2 separate regions of the Mus musculus genome follow, and region 1 is linked to region 2. Evidence: chromatin loops called from intact Hi-C (ENCODE). Cell type or tissue: left cerebral cortex. All regions are shown on one strand.

The links. Hi-C counts contacts between places; a loop is a spot of excess contacts. Peaks named below come from ENCODE experiments on the same cell type or tissue, not always from the same donor. Only the 100,000 strongest peaks of a DNase experiment are listed, where the experiment ranks them.
Region 1: a loop joins it to region 2, with 2.2 times the contacts of the local background. A loop is called at or near these places in 1 of 42 quality-filtered maps.

The regions. Positions count from the first base shown.
Region 1 is chr4:14,957,887-14,965,886 of GRCm38, forward strand. Necab1 (N-terminal EF-hand calcium binding protein 1) reads right to left here. Exons shown (of 13, transcript NM_178617.4): 11 at 2,122-2,199; 12 at 1-31. Among named protein-coding and RNA genes, the nearest start is that of Gm11837, 31 kb to the left of the region's middle. In left cerebral cortex, a CTCF peak has its summit at 3,166 (motif pointing right); DNase peaks (open chromatin) are centred at 3,169 and 5,750.
Region 2 is chr4:15,145,086-15,153,085 of GRCm38, forward strand. It overlaps Necab1 (N-terminal EF-hand calcium binding protein 1), which reads right to left and starts at 4,046. Exons shown (of 13, transcript NM_178617.4): 1 at 3,733-4,046. The coding sequence starts at 3,831. In left cerebral cortex, CTCF peaks have their summits at 3,958 and 5,759; DNase peaks (open chromatin) are centred at 751, 1,280, 1,540, 1,951 and 5 more places; H3K4me3 peaks cover 3,226 bases; H3K27ac peaks cover 2,242 bases.

The DNA of each region.
Region 1 (8,000 bases), 190 kb before region 2:
GAACGTCTTGCTGTAATTCGTCTGGAGGTGGCTGCAAAATGATTGCAGGTTAAAGCTGCACGTATTTAAACCTTCCTAGGTAGAGTACAGCAGAGATCAAATCCAACCTGATGTCAAGATTTGGAGTGGTTTGAACTAAATGCCCAGATATAGTCTGCTCTTGATGCTTATTTAACTTTAGTAGAATCTACAGAGTAGTAATTGTCACAAAATTTAAATGAAAGGCATTTAGGATAAGCATATTAGACATGCTACATTGGGAGGTAGGCTAAATCCCAGGAGAAATGGACAAATGAAAAGCAACTTGATATGTTCATATGTAAAGAACAGGAACTGTAAATTTTCCATGATTGGAGAATGAGGTGGGATTTAAACTATCTTTAACAAGGCCAGAATGCTTGGAGTTGCTGTCAGGGTCCCTGCCTGAAGTGCTATAGTTGGTACTGACTGTGTCTTCATTACTACACAGTGAGTGCCAATTATTTCTCACCAGGCAAGCACTCTGCTGCGTCCCTGGACTGCCCCTTGAAGCCACAAAAAACAATGTAAGATGAAATACAAATCAGTTGAACTTCCCAGACTTCTCTTACCTTTATTACTATATTTAGCACTTCCAAACACTGATAGTGAGAGTTATATTTTCTGTGCTACCTAAAATCACCAGGAACTGTTTATGTAATAGAATAAAAAGTTCCTTCATGTCATATTTAAAATTGCATATTTGTTAGTAAATTTACTAGATTGTGACATAGTACAGCACTGGAATACTTTTAAGTATAGGAGTTGAGTTACACTTAAATAAATTGTGATGACCAACAGCTACCAATATTAGGTTTATTGTAGCTAGAAACATAGTCATTAAGGACAAAAGACAGTAACATATTTCTTCCTCTCTCCAAATTGTCAAGAAAGGAACAGGAAAGAAAACACCATTGATTAAAGTGTGGGAGATCATGAAACAATCACTAAGTACAAAACACTATAAACTACCCCCTGCCCTCAGTTTGAACTATGTTAGCTCCTGTCACTACCCTGGAGCACGCTCTATGCACCCATGTGCTTTCTGCCACCTTTTTATTTTATTTTTTTAAAACATAGCATGATTTTCCACACTTTATAAAAAAAAAATTTTTTTTTTACATTTTTCCTCTCAAAGTTGGTTTGTAACTTTTTCCAATGTCTTTTATTCCTTTTTGTATTTTTTTGGTAATGTTTTAAGGACATTAAAAACATATTGACCACTGTGTATAGTTTAAATGAAGCAGAATGATATTCACAGAGCAAAATGATATAGTTCATGAAGCATGATGCCCAATCACTTATCCTCCTTAACACCCACGGCCCTCGTGTGTTAAGGCTTCTATTGCTGTGAACAGACACCATGATCATGGCAACTCTTATAACGGAAAACTTTTAAATGGGGCTGGCTTGCAGTTCTGAGGTTTTGTTCATTATTAACATGGTGGCATGCAGACAGACATGGTACTGTAGAAGGAGCTGAGAGTTCTACATTTTGACCCACAGGCAGCAGGAGCCTTTCTGTCACACTGGATGTAGCTTGAGCATATGAGACCTCAAAACCTGCCCCCACAGTGACACACTTTCTCCAGCACCACATCCGCTAATAGTGCCACTCCTATGATCCAAGCATTCAAACCATAAGTCTATGGGGTGGGCATTTATTCAAACCACCACACTTGTTGAATTCTGTTTCACCAAGAGCATCAGTAAAATGCAAATACTTAAGGTGGGATCAGTATGAAATAAATTCTGACAACTGTAGGATTTATTGTAACAAGGAAGGCAAGTTTTAAGATGAAGTAAACACCTCAGACCTGGTGGTGCAGGTCTGGAATTCTGGCTAAAGCATTTCAAATTCAAGACATGACTGGGTTATAGAGTAAGTGCAAGATCGTCCTGGGCAACTGAATGGACTTCATTTCAGAGCATAAACTTACAGGGCTTCTGGGATGTAACAGTGATGGAGTGCTTACTCAGCACGCTTAAGTCCTTGGTTCATCTCTAGCACCAAATAAATCTTTTCCAACAGTCTAAACGCTTCATCGTGTACATTGCCACCACCCCCAACAGAAAACAAGTAATTTTTTCCTCGGAACTTACCGGTTCCACACACTGCTGTTCTCCCAGAACTCATAAATCATGTAGCGAGATTCGTTTGAGAGCTTCTGTATAGAGATACTGCAATAGAAAGGCATGATTGGGCCTTGGAAGTTACAGAAGCAGACAGAGGCGTAGGGGAGATGACTCGGGGCAAAGTAGAAATACCAACTCGAAAGATCTTCATGGCAAGCTGTCTAAGTTTGCCTCAATGAAGAATGTGGAGACCAACCAAGGAAGACTTCCAACAGCCTCAGGCCTCCAGGGTGTACATGTGTGCCCACACATTCGCTGACACACATACCCATGACACACTACACTCACACAACCAAAATTTCTCATCTGTATATGTAGTATACAACAATGTTACCTATATGTATAAGAAACAAAGTGGCCTGAGCCAGGAAGAATAGTAAACGGCTTTATCAAGAACTGAATAGCTCAGGGTATCTATTTTGGCATACAGTTTTAGATTAATATCTTTGAACACTTATTCAAAGTTCCTAGTTGTGTATTTTGTGTTTTATATATATCTGTGCACCATTTTCATTCCTGGTGCCCATGGAGGTCAGAAAAGGATATCATATTTCCCTGAAATGAGGGTAAGAGTTGTGAGCCACCACGTGAATATTTCAAATATTCACCAGAGTCCTCTAGAAGAGCAGCTAGTGATCCACTGAGCATCTTTACAGTCCCCCATTTGAAAATGTTACTAAACATCTCTCATGCCAAAATTTACTAAAAATTCTTCGTTTTTAAAACTGTCCTGCTCATGGCCGTGTAGAGTGTAATAGAGGGCAGCTGTCATATAAAGCCTAGAGAAAAGTTAAACAAGCAAGAACACAGATGAGGACGATCCACATCAACATCAGAACAGCGCGACAGAGGGACGTGGCCATGAGGGTCATGAGCTTGTGTAAGAAGAAACAGACCTGAGATGCATGTAAAACTCAATGACATCTTTCTTAGTCTAATGTTTCAAAGTATATTTAAGACTCTACCGATGAAATTAATGCAGATTTAGGATTTACCTATTTGTGACCACCAGGTGGCAGTAACTTCACGAACGGAATTGAAATCTATTTTAGTTTTAAAAGATCCTGCTCATGGCAGTGTGGAGTATGCTTAAAAGATATTTTCTTTCCCTTATTCTTGTAATACTGTTTTTTTTTTAAAATATAATTTGGTCCCTTGGGTATGATGTGCTAATGTTGCCAGTTCAACTTAAGATTTTTCTGAATAAGTGTTTGCTATATGGTAATAGTTTAGTACATCAGAGAGTTTGTAATTTTCTGACCCCAGGAGTTCACGGTAAGCTTTGTGACTTTTCCCATAAGCCTCTGCAGTGGCCTGAAAACTACTGTGCTTATATATGTTTATCTGGGACGAGAACTGATAGCTTATTCAGTGTCTTGAAGGTGTCCCTAATGCTCAAATAGAACCTAATAGTATATCGGGCAAATTTCAACTCTACTTTTTTAGGATAAAGATTAAAACATCCACCCTAATATTTCAGGTCATCATTAATTGCCTCTTGCAAACTAATTATTGATATTACTCATTATATTAAAAGCCCAGTAATTGTGCTATAAAAATATTACATTTTCTGGACTAGCACAGAAAGGCCTATAAACTTAGTAATTCCAGCATTTGAAAGACAGATGCAGGAGGATCTTAAGTTGGAGTCTAGCCTTGGCTAGCTGGTGTGGTATCCCTCAAATAAGCAAGCACTGAAGACATATGTCATTGGTAGAGCACTAGTGTAGCAGGTGTTTGATTCTCAGCCTTGCCCTCCCAGTGAAATTCACATTAGCACAATACCCAAGCTTGTGAAAGACTGAGGATTAGGTAGGAAGGATATTATAGGGTGATGGGGTAAAGAATGTCTTAACAGAACTACCTCTCATCAAGTGTGCCACCTTTAACCCGTTACTCAATCTCAGTTTACCCCTCTGTGAAATGGTTGTATGAGGAATGGAGAGGAGGCCCTCTTACTCTTGGCTTTCTTTCTTCTCTGAGTGCCTGCCCTGCTTAACCCACAGGGCCAAACTAGTGGGAAAAAGAAGTAACAGGAGAGGCACCCCACATTTCTACAAACAGAGGTCTGGGTTTAGTTACCATAGTTTATCTTATCCTTACAGATTAGTGATTAATAATACTTCAGTGCACCCCATTAGTTCTTAAGGGTATCTCAAGATCGAGTCTTGGCATGTAATCCAGACATGGTTCCTAGGCCCCTGGCATTGGAAATATGACCACATCCAAAGGAATTTTGCAGCTGAGAGCCTCAGAGATCACTTAGCTCCAATGGGAAAAAAACAAAACAAAAACAAAAACAAAAACAAAAACTAGCGAATTTTAGGACAAGAATATGATTTGATTTGCCCACTACCTTAATGAGTAGGGATTCTGTTTCCAATGTTTGATCATAAGAAGCATTTGAAGGCAGGAGCTATTTCCTGTCTCGTGTTGAGGACTATTCTAAGAGCACATTGTCTATCCATTTATCCCACTGCTGCTCTCTTACAAAATCTGCTGAACATTTGTAATTGCACAGAAAGTGCGCAGCATATAATGATATATCATTATATAGCAACTCACATGAATGATCTGCCTGAGTTTTTCTCCAAGTGTGTGTGTGTGTGTGTGTGTGTGTGTGTGTGTGTGTGTGTGTACCAGCGTGCATACAGGATGGGTGTGCGGAAGTCAGAGATAAGCTGTGGAAGTCAGTTCTCTTCTTTCATCACATAGATCTCATTGAACTCAGGCCATTGGGCTTGATGGCAAGCACCTTCACACCCTGAGCCACCTTGTTAGCCCTCACCAGTCTTTAAAGACCCAATTGGCCCAGCCTCTGTCTGTCCTCGGACTTCTACTTTCTTGGTGAATACTCAGAACAAGTTCTAATTCAGTTGCCTGAGTCTAACAAGATTATTACTGATATTACTGGAACTTGAAGGATCTTGTGTTTGTACTCAACCCCCAGTTAGTCACAAAGATAATTCAACTATTTTTAAGTACAGATGAGAAAGATTAAACACGCAGTTTTGAGTGAATCTTGAGCAAGTTTTTTAATGCACCAGAGCCCTGTTTTTTTTTTTTTTTTTGTCTAAGCTGGGTGCAATATATGCCTGTAATGATTCCCGTGAAAACTAAATAAGAAAATTGATGCAAAATTGCTAATCTTCTAAGGCTTCACCCCATGGCAGCACTCTTCGTCTTGTGTGGTGAGGCTTGGCTAAGCACTATGGGAGATGAATCCTTGCTAATTCATAGCGCTTCACCGACTCAGCACTAGGCAGCTGTGGAGGGTACACAGGATCCCAATGGCTGACATTAGTGGCATTTGATGATTCAACAACACATAGAGAACATAACTGATTCACTTATACATCTGAAAAAACTGAATTAAATGGGCAATGTCTCTTCCACAGGTGTTCCACCCGTGTGGTCGTTTTCTGACACTCATTACATCTGTATACATCCTGACGACCCCTGCAAACGAAATTAGCTGCAGAATCTGCATGAAGTGCATGAAGTCCACTAAGAAACACAGCGGTGTTTGAAGGAAAAGGCAAGGCTGCACGTCTATCCTTCAGGAAATGGATTCTCTCCTCTCCTCGCCTCCATGCACAGCAGGGACAGTTCTTCCTGATTCCGCATGGTTTGCACCAAGCATCACAGATTTTCTAACTCTCTGACCCACCCACAGCAGGTTCCTTCTCTTCTGGGGCTATTTGCACCCAGGTTCCACAGCATTTGAAAATAGTGTTTCAGAATCTTGAAAACTTTTGTACCTTTTTAATGAATATAAAACATCTAACCAGCATGGGAATTTGGCATAGACTTTTCTTCTTTCTATCTTTGTCAGTTCAAAAAGCATTTACTGAGTTCAACCTTCTTCAATTGCATAGGTGCCTTTCTGTATTTTTGAAGCAGTTTTATTTTTAAATGAGTAGGCTTTGAAAAACTACATACACCCCTGCCTTGGCAAATCTCTAATTCTTCCAAGAGTAAAATGCTTTTATTTGTGCTTTTATGACCCTGACACAAAGTAGAATAGCAATCAAGGAAGTGCAGCCTTTCCTAGTGTCTGTTACAGAGGCCACACTGGGAAGTTGTGAGGAGTTAGTGATGCTCATACTGCAGAGATGGGAGAGCAGCCAGGAAGAAGGCATTGGTGACTGCAGCTCACATTTCATTCCTCAGTGGATGGAAGATACTGTTGGGTAGTTCACACATAAACGTTACATATAAACATTTCATGAGACGTGTGTGTGTGTGTGTGTGTGTGTGTGTGTGTGTGTGTGTACTAAGGATTGAATCCAAAGGCTAATACATGCTAGTCAAGTTCTACCTCTGTAGTACATTCATAATTCTTTCTGTGTTTGAGAGAAAGTCTCACTAAAATTGCCCAGGTTGGACTTGAACTCATTCTGTCACTTCGGCAATGCCTCATTGCGTTATCTTCCTGTCTCAAGGAGCTGGGACCACAGGCCGGTGTGAGCATGTCTGCCTTCATGAGGTTCTTGATGATGAAAGTTGAGGTTTGCAGTCAGTGAGATTGCCCAAGACACAAGGCTGTGTATCCCTGGCTTTAATTCCCGTTTCCTTCTAGCTTTTTTCCCAAGACCTGATAAGTAGGTTTCACCATAAATAAAAAATTAATTAACCACCAGGAAGAAGAGCAGAACACAGACATAATACATGTGTTTCTATGAAGACAGTTGTACATCACACAAACACACATCTGCTAATGTTTAAAGACCATTAGGGAATGCAGTTGAAATAATTTCACAGGAAGGGGTATATGTTGTGGAAGTTTTCTGAAAACAGGTGAGTTTGGGCCTGTGCTGTGGATGTCTGACAGCATGAGAGAGCAGCTGAGTGGATATTTAAGGAGCAGCCTGGCCAGGTCTGAGGCATGTTAAGAAGCAACACATACTGCTGGATTATGGACAGATGACCGTGTATATGGGATTCCGTGTCTAGACAAAGAGCTAGCATTCGACAGGATATGCCTTGGAGGGGCACTGTAGAGTTCCCATGGCAGGAATTCTACCATTGTTTGTGGAAAATGATGCACATACTGATTTACGGGACCAGTCATATCAAGAAACTACAGATGCAGTTTAGCATGTTCTATTACTCTTTACATAACAGCTGAGAGGAAGCTATGAAGTGAAGAGAGAAAATAAATGCTGCCGCTGCTTCTGTGAAATAATCATGGTCTGAGAGCATAATTTTGGAGAGCCCTTCTATTTCCACAATGGCAGAAATGATCATTAGTCCACAGGGCAATCAAAGCCAGACCCCCATGAGTGAAAGCCTTCTCTACAAAGATGATTTTCAACGAGTGCTGGTTGCTGTGTGCAGAAGGGGGAAATTTCGATCTATTTGAAACCTTCCTCATTCACAGTTTATTTCCATTTTATTTCCCTCGGTGTGCCAAATGATTAAATCAACGCTGGTTCAAGGATCAAACAAAATATCCTGCTAAACTCTGCAAATGTCATAACCTAGATGGCTGGATGGCTCCGCAGAATTTAACAGGAGGATTTGAAAATGCCTATATAAAGGAAGGCTACTGGTTTTTCTGAGTTAATTTTGTGTCCGGCCACTTTACAGAAGGTGTTTATCAGCTTGATAATTTTTCTCTGGTGGAAGTTTTGGGGTCACTTGTGTATACGCTATCATATTATCTGCAACTAGTGATACTTTTGAGTTCTTCTTCTCCAATTTGTATCCCCTTGATCTCCTTTAATTGTCTTATTGCTCTAGCTAAAACCTCATACTGAAGAATGCTCTGGAACCTCCCCCCACCCCCATCAAACCTCCCACTTTTGCCAAGGGTGAAAGGCTGGCAGTGGGGGAGGGGCTGG
Region 2 (8,000 bases):
GCAATAGCAGAAATTGGGCATAGACTTATGATGTCGAAAAGCCCTTTGTGCTCTGACAATACTCTGTCCATGCCATCTCACACACAAGTAATGTGTGCCAAGCCTCAGAACCAAGCACCTTTTAGAAGGAGAAGCTATTACTCATTTTGACTAAGTTCTGACCTTCCAGGCCAAGTGCTTTGCATGGGCTTCCATACATCGATAGAGAAAAAAGGATGTCAAATTGTAAAGTCATCACTTTCTTTTCTGACACTCTTGCTTTAACCCTCCCTTGTCAGCAAAATGGAGACGGTCCTGTTCCTTTTCCATTAAAAGTAATGAGAGGTAGGACGGGTGGTTTAGAGGTGGAACATCCACTTAGCATGCACAAGATCCTGGGTCAGATGTGCAGCAGTGAACACAAGAGGAGCCAAAGGAAATCTATTGGAAGAGGACAGTGTCACTGAATGAATAGAGATGCAACCCATTTCTTTTGGAATTTCTCTTACGTCAGGAGCAGAATTGATCTTCTCCCCCCCCCCCCCCCGACACACACACACTGTGAAGTAGCAGACTAGTTTAATCAGAAGAGAACCTGACTACTCCAAGGACTCATGCTTTAAATGTGACTTTCTTCTCCATCGTCTGAAATGAGGGAACCTGGGTAGTGAAAAGGGAATCCAATTGTCAGCCTTCTGATCATTTTGTGTTGCTGTGTGTACTGGAGGCCATTCTGGCCCTGTCCCATGCCTGGCAGGTGTGCCTTGTATAAATATGCCCAGCAGTAGTGTGCCAGCATGCACGGGTAGCCAGCACTCGGGAAAGGTCTTCTCCTCACCCTTAGTAGGTATTCATAATTAGTTATAATAAGCTGATATATAATTGTGGCTTTTCAGGAGAAGACAATATAGACTCTGCTTATGTGGTTCCTTTGTGAATTTAGCTACAGCTATTTTACTTATGAATTTGTGAATATGGACATGGACATACCATAGAGATTCAAATGTACATTTCATGTGTCTTTTTTTTTCTTTGATATTTAGACTGTCACCCCATAATGAAAACATGGCACCTGCCGAATATAAATAAGAGAATGAAATGAAAGACAATGATTCTACAGAATCTGATTTTCATGTTAAGTCAACCATTTACCTCTAGTTTCTAGGCAGCTTGCTGGACCTAGTCATGTCCCCAACAGCATCCACAAATGGGGTTTATGTAGATTCCCTAAGAAGTCTAAAGACTTACTGTCTCAGTGACACATCGGTATAAATGAGACTATTCTTATTCCTATTGGGAGAGTCAGTTCTTCCCCCAAATTGGAAATTAGCCTGTGAGGAGCAGGAGTCCCCAGTGGTCTCTTATCATTTCAGATCTAGAAGAGGAAGAATATACCACCCGTTCCTTGTGTTGATCTGAGTAGATTTCAAAAAGCAATCATTCTTAGCAGTGCTACTAGAATATACTAAATCTAATCAAATCAAATGATGTATTTATGTTTCACATTGTGTTGTTGCTAAAACCGACAGGATCCAGAAATGAATAATTCAGAGGTCTCTAAATAACCAACCCTTTTTTCATGTCACACAATTCACCAGAGTGTTACATTTTTTCACAAAATAACTCAGGAATGTGTAAACAACATATTTTCTATCCAAGAAAAAAGAACCCAACTGCAGTTAATCTTTTTTTAAAGCTATGTTTCAAAGAAAAACAGGCATGTTAACGCCTCTCTTGTGGAATCAGGTTTTTTGGTTTTTGTTTTTCTGGGTTTTTTTGTTTTTGTATTTTCCAATTCTGGAACTAGACTTAAGAAGGTAAGGGAGCCAGCCCTGTTTATAGATGAAAGCTCCATCAGGACAGGGAACTTACATTAAAAGAACTTGGGAACAACTGCACCTACATAATAAGATGAGATTTAAAATTTTGCTTTTAATAACCTGCTGTTGAACACGTGAGCTTAGAATGGTAAGTCTGTCGGGTGGCTTTCTTTGCTCTTTCATAGTCTCTATACATTCCTCAGCAGAGAATCTCCAGGATTTGTTAGAGGCAATAAGATAAAAGCACGGGTAGTGCTCAGTGTCCTCAGAGGGCAGAGCACAGATTAGGCACAAAAGGACAGAGGTCCCACTTGACCTCAGGACTAACTTCTTGGCAGATTGGTTTTCTTCCTCATAATAGTCTGGATGAGCAAGGTCCTGATTCCCTCCTGATCCTGGGGATTGCACACTCATGTGTGCAGCCCTGTCTTTACAATGACCCAACCTAGTTCCTGGAGGCAGGGCATGAAGAAATAATTAGAGCATAGACTGAACCATTGCAGAGATTTAAAAGAAAAAAAAAAAACCTACAACAATGTGTTGCAGTAAAAAGTGGAAATCATGTTTTCATGGGGAGAAAATGGTTGGCCCCCAAAGCCTGAATCCTGTGTTGGCACTGCATGGTGATGTGGGGAGAAGGCTGCCTGGAGGTGGGGTTGAAGCTTCGATTAAGTCTTACACAAGTTTTAATTATTGATATAAATTTCTCAGCCAATTTTTTAAAAAGTCTAGATAATTCCTTCACGACAAATCAAAGACTCCTTGCCCCTCCCCCATTATCTTCAAAATCCCTGACTGGCCATTATGATAGTTGATGTCCTCACATTTTCATTTTTCATACTCAAGTGTATTTAGCCTCTGGCCCACCTCCTTCATGCTTGGACTTTAATAAGGAGTGATGGCTTAGAGAAGGGGAGGGGCAGGGACAAACGAGGCTCCTTTGCATGCTTTGCCCATTTTCCATCATGCTAAAAAAGGAGCGGCTAGAACTGTCCCCACTGAGCAAGCCAGACACTACCTGGGGGAACAGAGTGAATTTTACATGTGAACAGCAGCTAGAAGAGCCAGAACCCAGAAGGCAAGCAACCCAGGAACAGGAAAGCCAGGAAACAAAACAAGGCAGCCGGGTGAGAAACAAACATTAGGGACAAAGCGAAGCGGAATCTAGGAGCAAATTAAATCTAAAACTGAGAGAGAAAGAGGGGGGGGGGGAGAGAGATTACAGCATAAGGAGACAAAATAGCACGGAAAGAATGGTCAGGCTAGAGATGCGAAGCAAGGAAGTCAATTCCCAAGCAAGGAATGGGACCATAGGGAAAACCATCAAAAGCTAGAAGAGAAGGTTAATGATAGTAATTACAACTTAGGCAGGGCAGGTGGTGGTGGTGGGGAGAATAATAGGGAAGGCAGCGGGCACCAAAAGAGAAAAAAAAATCATTATGATAAAAGAGACCTTGGCTTCTGTTGTAAAATAAGAAAACGAATACGTTCAAAGAAATTGTTTTTGAAGGTAGCTGGGAGTAGCTGGAGGGGCATCACAATGTCTAAGGCTTCCGTCAGCGCTCCCAGCACAAGGGAGAGAGAGTGCCTGCCAGTAAATTGGGCAGCAGGGATGAGACCGGAATCAAGTCCTACACTGCTCAATGGGAGACTCTCCATTCCGGGCAGAAGCCCTAGGTTCTGGGAAGTCGAACTTTGGGGGCTCCTTAAAGCTTATAATCAAAGCTGCAGGTCTGGGACAGCTCTTTACAAGTTGGGTGGCAGTCCTTTCTCTTGCATTTATTTGCCTAGGGTCCTCTGGGGAACAGCAGATAGGAGATAGTTTGAGTGGAGGTCTGATAGCAATGCCAGCAGCCAACCGCTGCTCCTGACCCCTCCCCTCTCACAGAGGTGATGCCTAATGCGCCCACCTAACTACTTCAGCTATACTTACGTCGAGGAAGATGGACATGCCCTTGGACAGTTGCAGGGTAGAGCTGAGCTCTTCCGAGGAGTTGTTGGAGGAAGGCGAAGTCTCCCGGGAATCCTCCATCCTCAGCGGTCCTGGCGCTGGCGGGCAGACTGGGCGGGATGCAAAGGCTCTGACCTGGTGCTGTCTCAGCTGCTGCCTCCCCGCGCCGCGCCACCAGGGTCGGATGCAAGTGGGTGTTCGCTCTGAGCGCGCGCCTCCCTCTGCTCTGCGCGGACTCTCCTCCCTCTCCCGCCTCTAGGCTTCAGCACGCTAGCTCTCGCCGCCCCCTTCCCGTGGCTGACTGCACCTCACTGGGGATCCGACTTAGCAACACTGTAACTCCCCTTGCCAGTGAGCATTCCCTGGCCTTGACAAGCCCTTAGTCACTTGCCAGAGGTAACCTTCTGGACCCTGCCCACCACACCGCACTTTACATGACAGAGCAGATCAAGCTTTGTCCTGAGCATCAGAGGGGGGTGGGGTGGGGGGGTGGGGGGGTCAGAAGCACTGAGGGAAAACCATGAGTGGGAAGAAGGAATCGAGTTTTGCCTACTCCATCCTTGATGGAAACAGAACTCTGTGCCCCCCTCACTCCTCCCCACGCCCAACCTGGTTTCTGGATTCTGTCCTGGAAGGGATAGCTAGTTCAGTTTTGGATTAAGGCACTGGGTCTGGCCATCTGCCTTAGTTGCTTTTTTATCTTGTGGTGTAGCAAATTGCTAAATCTTTAAAGCTTAGTGTTTACGAATCGGCAAAACGATCACCAGGGTGGTGCTTAGCTTATAGTTCCACTGCTTGCACACTTGGCACTATCAGGTGTAGGGAGGGAGAGGCAAGCCCGGCACAACACAGACAAAATGTAGGGAGATAACTTGCCTTGCGCCAGTCGTCCTGGCCATGAGCCTTCTTCCAACACCATGGATTCTGGCGTTTCCAACCTCCCTACCTCCCGGCTGCTCTGAATCTACTGTTTACAGAGAGTGAGTTTGCAACTCTGGCTGAACGTTGGACTGTGTGTCACTTAGAGTGTGTGTCAACTTCAAAATGTCCTAACAGATGAATGAATTGTCATTCTTCCTGCAGGCTTTCTTCGTGCCTAGACCTAGAAGATCGTACTTTCTGAGCTGGGGTGCATCAAAGGCTTTTAAGAGCTGCACCCTTCCAATGGTACATTTATTCGTACTCGGAGTTAGGAACTCACTCCCACAAAAGCAAAACAAACAAACAAACAAACAAACAAACAAACAAATTAAGGCCTGAGTTTCACTTCTGGATTCATGTTCAGTTAGCATGTGGTTGTCCCTAGCGTATTTTTCCTCTCTCAAAGCGTCTCAGGCAATCTTTATGAGCCCAGAATTAATAAGCACTTAAAGAAGAAGAGCTACAGAAATTAAGCAAAGGTCAGTGACTTCAGACCTGTAAAGTCCAGGGATAAAACGCAGAGCTTCATTAAGTCTAGAGTCACAAACATGATTAGAGAAGATATTGATTGGAGCTGTGCTTTGAGGACTATTAGTCTTGCATCTTTGTGTATTTATACCTTATTAACTTCGAGTTATCTTATCTGAACAACTAGAATAGATTCTTTCCTCTGACAATTGCTTAGCAAAAAGAAATGAAAAATCATGAAAAAATTCCAGTCAACCCATCAAAGAAATACTGATCATTCAAATCACACAGAAACAAGAGAGATGCTGACAATGAATGTTATCGAGTTTACAAAAGCACCATATTTGTTCCTACTATTGACTGAGGAATATATCTGTGTCAATAAACATAGCCTAAGTCTGGACTCTCTAACTTGTGTGGGTCTCTCTGCCCTCAAATTCAGCCTTGTGAAATATGCTTGTGCTCATCCCATGGAAACAAGCCTAGGTGAAAAAGCAGATTTTCTTAGATTATAAATGAAAAACAGGAAAATAACCTGTCACTAATGTTCAAAACTAGAGAACTAGCTGCAACAGTGCAGTAAAGTGACCCCTGCTCCCTTTGCTGACAATGCATGCCAGCTTGTGTTTCTTCTAAGGAGCTATCAAGAAGGAATGTAGGAAGGCTGGTGGTTAAGCCTAGTGGTTAAGAGTACTTACTGCTCTTGAGAAGACCTGGGTTCAGTTGACTCACAGATGTCTATATCTTCAGTTACCCACATGATGCAATGCATACATCTAGGCAAACACTCATACACATAAAATAAAAATAAATACAAAGAATAAGAAAAGTACGGCGAGTGTGATTGCAAAGCCAGAAAAAGTACTGTCCGTGAAATCCTGGCTGAGTTCAACACCATAGCTCATAAAGATGGGAAGAAAGAATGGACTTCACGGGTCTCCTCTACAGGGACTTCATGACAGCTGTGCCCACACATAAACACAACATAACACACAGATATGTACACACATCATACACACATATACACACACACATACCACATTCATACACATACATGTACCACATATACACACATATGCACACACACATCATAAACACCACACACATACACATCATACACACCACACACACACACACACACACACATCATACATCCACATATACCACATTCATACACATAAAGACATATGCACACACACACACATCATACACACCACACACACACACACAGACATGCACACACATATATGCACAGTACATCATAAAATACACACGCACACACACGCAGACATGCACACACATATATGCACAGTACATTATAAAACACACACACATAATTTTAAAAGAAGAAATGTAAATCATTAAACAACTTGCTCGTTATCATTTCTTTTTTGTTTTGTTTTTGAGACAGGGTTTCTCTGTATAGCCCTGGCTGTCCTGGAACTCACTCTGTAGACCAGGCTGGCCTGGAACTCAGAAATCTGCCTCCCAAGTGCTGGGATTAAAGGCGTGCGCCACCACTGCCCAGCTGTTATCATTTCTTTTAATGATTTCCACAAGAATTGTATTCTGCTACAGCTGACTTACCTCTATGATGAAGATAATGGTTAGGGAAGGCTCCACCAGAACTGGGTAACAATTAGATTCTCATTCACAGCCAAATTCAATCGGTTTTACAAAGTCGTAACCGAACATATTTTTGGTTTTCTTTTTATCTAGAGAGAGAGCCTTTTGAAAACTGTTTTCACACATCGTTTTGCTGAAACACAGATGCTGTACTGCTGTGCATAGTATCAGTTGCAAACAGCAGACAGCTGACTGGAGGGAGGAAATGTATCTTCTTTCCAACTTACTTGTACTGAAGGCCTGGGCAGAAAGGAAGCAAAGGAGAAAGGAATGTAATTGAAGATTATAGCTCCCAGACTTGCTATAAGACTGACATGAAGATATTTGGAGCATTTCAGCAAATGATGGCTATGTGGGAATGTATTGAATTTCAATCCATCTGTCTCATGAAGGAACTATTATCTAAACCATTTCAGACTGTCAGGGATCTATTTTATTTATACTTCAAGTCTAGGGAGCACTATCCTTGAGAGCAATGACTCAGGATCCTTCCAGTCTGGTTAATGGACATCCTGTTGCTTTGGCAACCTTAGATCCAAACCCATTATTTATCTGGAGACCTGAGCAGAGGGTATATGTTCTGAAGACAGGCAGGAGTCAAATTTTCTGTACATTAGAAGATGATTACACTTACAGAATCCAGAGCAGACGTTGAAATGTAGGCTTAGCTGAAAGGATGCTTAAATCCAAATACAATATAGGAAAGGACACTTGTTAACTACAGCAGGCACACAGAGGTGAGTGTGAGGTGGCCTGTAGCTGCAATGCTGGAAAAGCCCTGCAGGTAATGAAATCAATTTAGAGAAGGGATTTTGTGAATAAGATTTTCCCCTATTTCTTTCCTGGCAATTCGATTACTGCTATTTAGAAAAACTTAACTGATTTTACTGTGTGAATTTTGTGTCCTGCTACTTAAGTTAAAGAATTTGTAAGATATAATAGTTTTATGGTAAAAGAATCAGGATCTGATGAGTATAGGATCATGTCATCTACAAAGAGGGATAATTTGATGTCTTCCTTTCCTGTTTGTATCCTTATTCTTTCTTCCTCTTGCTTTATTGCACTAGCTAAGACTTCAAGCACTGTATTGAGTAGAAGTAGATAGAATGGACATTCTTGTCTTGTTCCTAATTAGTGAAAAATGTTTTCAGGCTTCTAAACAACTAGAATAATATTGTCTATAACTTGTCATACACAGCCTTCTTCTGCTCAAACTTGCTCCTGGTTTCTTTAGA